Regions from separate parts of the Homo sapiens genome. Here region 1 is linked to region 2. A link is an interaction called in ENCODE POLR2A ChIA-PET data of the cell type or tissue named here. Cell type or tissue: Caco-2. All regions are shown on one strand. Each heading gives the region's core, and the rest is flanking DNA. Links, peaks and the distances in the headings are about the cores only. Region 1 has its middle 22 kb from the start of LINC02988. Region 2 overlaps LOC124904413 (a long non-coding RNA gene).

Region 1 (2,913 bases), core at 244-2,743, 160 kb after region 2:
TTTATGACTCGAAACTCCTCAAAGTGCAGAAACACAAGCCACATCCCTTCTCAAGGCCAGACACATACTAGGAGCTCTATTAATACCTGAATAAAAACCACGGATGAAGAGCTTGCCTGGCCCTGGCATTTCTATACCAAACCAACACACCATGGATCATTGTATCTTCCCTGGGACAGACCCTCAGAGCCTACAAGTGACTCTACAACTTCACTGATACAGATCTATTATTCCTTAGCTTAGACTTCCATCTCTCCAGATCAACCTTCAGGAAAACTAGGAAACTATCAATAATGATTTCAATTGTCGGCTTCAAATTCACCTTATTTCTTCTACCCCAGCATGCCTTTTTTGTGGCAGCACTTAGATTCTCATTCAGAAAACAAACGCATTCATGCCGTACCAGTGATTTGTTGGGGAAACTGCCTCGGCCCCACCACCCAGATCCCCCACGTTCCTACCAAGTAAGCCAAGTGACCATGTGAAGAACTGACTGACACCCAGAGGAAACTAATAAACAAAAACAAATAAAAGCAAATACCTTTTCAGGAATCTCACTTGGAAAACCAAGTATAATGGCAAAAACAACCAAAAAAAAAAACCCGAATGTTTTCAGCGTTGGGGATGTTGGGGGTGTAGACATCTCGAGAGCTGGTTTCCGAAGGCACCGCACCCCAGACAATGTGCTACAAGAGCCTCCCGGCTGCTGTGTCAATGAAGCCTTTCAGGCCCTCCACACTGCTTCACTTGTTCCCTAAAGTAGTGCTTTCTGGAAGCTAAACTCTCAGCTGGCGAGAACAGTGAACTCTGTGCCATTTGTCTATCAACTCCTTTAAAAAGAAAAACCTCCTGTACGGCTCTCTTGTTTTGCATTTTCTATTCTGCACTCCAGTACGCATAACGACACACAGAAGAGGCAAGGGCCTCTTTTAAAACCGTGAAGAAAGAATAAATTTGAAAGCACCCAGAAGCCTCTGCTTTCAGCTATTAGAGAAAAGTTTGCATCCCATAGAAACCAGTACTAATTAAAAAAAAAAAAACTCAGTCCTCAACCCTGGGAATCAACAATAAGGGACTCTTCAGGGTGTGGAGTAACAAAAAAATTTAAAAACAAAAAATAAATGTGCACAGCCCATCTATCTTTTCCCAATCAAATAATACAGCCTTCCAAAATGTAAAAATAGAAATATTTTCACATGTGAATTTTACCTCAATAAAGTAATTTTTTAAAAATCTTTTTAGCCGGGCACAGTGGCTCATGCTTATAATCCCAGCATTTTGGGAGGCCAAGGCAGGCAGATCACGAGGTCAGGAGTTCAAGATCAGCCTGGCCAAGATGGTGAAACCCCATCTCTACTAAAAATACAAAAAATTAGCCAGGCATGGTGGTGCACACCTGTAATCTCAGCTACTCGGGAGCTGAGGCAGGAGAATCGCTTGAACCCAGGAGACAGAGGTTGCAGTGATCCAAGACTGAGCCTGCACTCCAGCCTGGGTAACAAGAGTGAAACTCAGTCTCACAAAAAAAAAAAAAGAAGAAGAAGAAAACAGGAAGTGCCTTCCATAATTCCAAATACAGTATTGTTAAATATTAATGTATTATGTCCAAATAGTTCAGTGAATTTCAAGTTTTCATCCAGATGAATGGAGTTCTTCATATTCATTCAACTAATAAATATTCCTTGAGCATCTACGACATGCTAGGCATTTTTACAAGTAAAAACAAAAGTAGACAAAAATTGCTGTCTTTATGGACTCTATATTCTAGTAGAGGGCAGAAAAGCCAGTGACCGATAAAAGCCAGTGACCAACACTTGTGTTTTTTAGCTGACTTATTCTTGGGTATTTAAAAGAGATCTTGGGCCGAGCAGTGGCTCATGTCTGTAATCCCAGCATGTTGGGAGGCCGAGGCGGGCGAATCATCTGAGGTCAGGAGTTCGAGACCAGCCTGGCTAACATGGTAAAACCCCATCTCTACTAAAAACACAAAAAATTAGCCAGGCGTGTTTGGCGCACGCCTGTAATCCCAGCTACTCGGGAGGCTGAGGCAGGAGAATTCCTTGAACCTGGGAGGCGGAGGTTGCAATGAGCTGAGATTGCGCCATGGCACTCTGGCTTGGGCAACAAGAGCAGAACTCCGTCTGAAAAAAAAAAAAGATCTTGAAGTTCAAAAATTATACGAGTCTGTTATTTTCCTAGTCTTTTCTCCACTCCAAAGAAAGATAAACCTAATTGGTATTCCTTACCACTACAACAATCAGGACCACTGAAGTGAGAGGAAAGGAAGCTATACAAGGATGTATTTAAAGCTCATTACTTAAACAAAATGAAAACATAAGATCCAGAGAGTTCTTTTTATGTTTGTTTAAGAGCTTCAGAAAGGCTGGGCAGGCTGGCACATGCCTGTTGTCCTAGCTACTCGGGAGGCTGAGGCAGAAGGATAGCTTAAGCCCAGGAATTTGTATCCACCCCAGGCAACATAGTGAGGCCTCATTAAAAAAAAAAAGGAAAGAAAAAAGGGTTTTAGAAAACATAATCTGATGCACAGATTATAGAGTTTTGCATTTTTAAAAAATAGATCTAATTGATAAGACAGCAAAAAATGAATATGTGGAACCCAGCAATTTCATTCCACGTACACACTAGAGCAGTAATCAGCAAACATTTTCTGCATAGAATTAGATACCAGATATTTTAGGCTTTGCACGCCATCCAGTCTCTGTTACAACCACTCACTAGGCCTGAAAACGGCCTTAGGTAATATATAAATGCATGAGCATGGCTGTTCCAATAAAACTTTACTTATGGACACTGAAACTTGAATTTTCATGTGTCATAAAATATTAGTCTTTCCATTTTTAAAAACCATTCAGAAATGTAAAAACCACCTTAGTGTCTGGGTCATACAAAAAA
Region 2 (2,913 bases), core at 166-2,665:
GAGCCAGGGAGTTTGAGGCTGCAGTGAACTGAGATCGCATCACTACATTCCAACCTGGGTGACGGAGTGAAACCCTGTCTCAAAAACAAAACAACACAATCAACCCCAACTGTAGCTGCCTACTTTTAAGGTAGGTGATGTAATTCATATAGCAGGGAAAGAATTCTTCACACTGCCTCCTAATAGAATTGGAAGAAGGGAATGGCAGGCCAGGCGCAGTGGCTCACGCCTGTAATCCCAGCACTTTGGGAGGCTGAGGTGGGTGGATCATTTGAGGTCAGGAGTTCGAGACCAGCCTGAATAACATGGTGAAACCCTGTCTCTATTAAAAATACAAAGAATTAGCCAGGCATGGTGGCGCGCACCTGTAGTCCCAGCTATTCAGGAGACTGAAGCAGGAGAATCGCTTGAACTAGGGAGGTGGAGGTTGCAGTGAGCCAAGATCATGCCACTGCACTCCAGCCTGGGTGACAGAGCAAGACTCCATCTCAAAAAACAAACAAACAAAAAATTAAATATCTAGGTATATGCTGTATGGGCCTCTATTTGTACCCTTGCCCCAGACCCCACAAAGTTAGAGGTAGTCCTATTTAAAATTAAAACTGCTTGAGACTAGAGACTATTAACAGAGAACTACTTAAAGGAAAATATGTTTCTCTGCTATTTCTGAAAAACTTTGATTACAAACTTAGATTTTTATTTAAAGCTACTGATTTATCTTGAAAATTTTCTCTGAAAGCCAAATAGGCCCCTATCATATAATTATCTGTGTCTGAAATCACATTTCCCCCCAAAATGTTTGGTGCACCTAAATAACAACTGACACTTGTTGATTGCTTAGTTTCCAAACAGGGTGTGGATCTTTGACCCTAACTTTATCTGGCCCTGTTCTGGTCTCTGCTGGGGCAGCGCCTTCCACCTTTTCTCCTCTGGTTGGTTCAGTCTCCATCCCCTTACTTCTGTTGGCTAGACTTCTAATACGACAAAAGCAATTCATTTTTTGAGTACATAGTTTTAAATTTTTTCTGTTATTTTGAAGATTTTTTTAATAGCAAATACATTGGCCCTTTTCTATTTCTTTCTCTCAAAACACACACACCCCTAACAATTGTTTTTAAAATGAGTCAGATTTTTCCCCCTTCGGGTCATATACTTCTAGTAGGAAACATGTTCCATTTTGCTATATCAGACAGTATTTTGTTAAGGCTTTTGACGTCTGTTTTTTTCCAGTGGCGGTGAGGAAGAAGGTAGGCCAGGTCTGGGCAGGGTCCTAGAGGCTGGGAGGACTGGAGTCAGGTTTTCACACACAGCAGCTGGGAGGGAACAAAGCCAGAGGGTGAATGTAAAACTATATTTGGGGAGGTGTGGCAAAGGTTAATATTAATCTGGAAAAACGAGATCTTGTCATCTTACCAAGTTCAAGGGTCAAATTCAGAGCCAAAAATAGGAGATGAAGTCAGAGATCAGGAACTCAGTAAACCCAAGTCCAGTAGTTAAAGCAGATATGAGGTGAAAGGAACCAGTGCTACAGAGTGAAACAGGTGGAGCCCCAGAGCTCCCTGTATGGGATGAGTGAACCTGAACTAAGTCCGCATTGGATTTAATGAGAGAAGACACGACAGCACCAGCCCAGTGGAATCCAAGTTCTAGTGCTCAGTGAATACTTCTTGCATGATAAAATGGGTTTACTAATTAGTCAACAAGATTTATGAAGCATATATAAGATTCATTAAAATGTGCATATCACCAGCAAATTTAGCAGCTTTCCTAAAGAGAGGCAGAAGGGAGAAAAAAGGTGTGAATGTTAACATTTAAAATTCATTAACATTACAGATGCAGTGGTTACTCCAGACTTTCTCTTGCCACTGAAACAACATCTAATCCAGTCATTTAGAATACAGCTTCTTATTCCAACATGAAGAATAATCTAAACTCTCCCTTTCTCTCTCTCCTTAATCATTCTTCCTGCTTCCCAGCCTGAGCCTGGAACTTTTAATGGAAGTAATGGGTCAAGTCAAGACTAGTTCCACAGTCTTTAGCTGTGTCAAATACTGTAAAATCTCATGCTGGGCTGGGCATGGTGGCCCACACCAGTAATCCCAGCACTTTGGAAGGCTGAGGCAGGTGGATCACCTGAGGTCGGGAGTTCGAGACCAGCCTGGCCAACATGGTGAAACCCCGTCTCTACTAAAAATACAAAGATTAGCCAGGCGTGTTGGCGCATGCCTGTAATCCCAGTTACTCAGGAGGCTGAGGCAGGAGAATCGCTTGAAACCGGGAGGCAGAGGTTGTGGTGAGCCAAGATCGTGCCATTGCACTCCAGCCTGGGTGACAGAGCGAAACTCTCTACAAAAAAAAAAAAAAAAAAAAAAAAAAATAACTACATGCTGAAGGTCTGAGGCAGCTGATCTGGCTGAGAGAGCAACTCCAGCCGTTGGTAACTGGGATTGTTGAAAAGAGCCGTAACCACATGTGATCACATGTGCAGAGCACACACTTCACGGCTTCAGGGTGTGTTTCCCAGCCTAGCGGTAGTGCCTCACCTGGGAGCTCATTGGAAATGCAGACAGGAGACTTGTGGGCATCAAGAGACACCACAGGCCATCTAATGACATCACTATGTCTCTAAAACAGGCTTCTGCAAGCCACTACAACAAGTGGAAGTTTACCTGGGCCGATCAGTTAAGAGTCACTCTCCATTTACTTTTATTTAACTCTTTAGTATCCCACCAGATTTATCTTATATCCAATGGTATGTATTTTTAAGAACCCAAGAGAAAAAAGAAATATCTCAAAGTGCCCTATTTACTAAAGAGCCCAAGGAGTCTCTTTACCCAGCAGCAGCCACAGCAACCACAGCAACAAACAGCATTAGCATCCAGTAAGGTCATAGTGTTTGCCACCATTGTGGCA

The links. Peaks named below come from ENCODE experiments on the same cell type or tissue, not always from the same donor. Only the 100,000 strongest peaks of a DNase experiment are listed, where the experiment ranks them.
Region 1: POLR2A ChIA-PET joins it to region 2 with 5 read pairs; 8 of 35 experiments call an interaction of 5 or more read pairs at or near these places.

What each region holds. Positions count from the first base shown.
Region 1 is chr1:150,181,701-150,184,613 of GRCh38, forward strand. No RefSeq gene overlaps it. Among named protein-coding and RNA genes, the nearest start is that of LINC02988, 22 kb to the left of the region's middle. In Caco-2, for the core only: no CTCF peak of the experiment used is centred there; no DNase peak of the experiment used is centred there.
Region 2 is chr1:150,020,047-150,022,959 of GRCh38, forward strand. The region is part of intron 1 of LOC124904413 (a long non-coding RNA gene); the gene reads left to right. It also overlaps a transcript of OTUD7B not described here. Among named protein-coding and RNA genes, the nearest start is that of OTUD7B, 11 kb to the left of the region's middle. In Caco-2, for the core only: no CTCF peak of the experiment used is centred there; DNase peaks (open chromatin) are centred at 1,295, 1,545 and 2,545.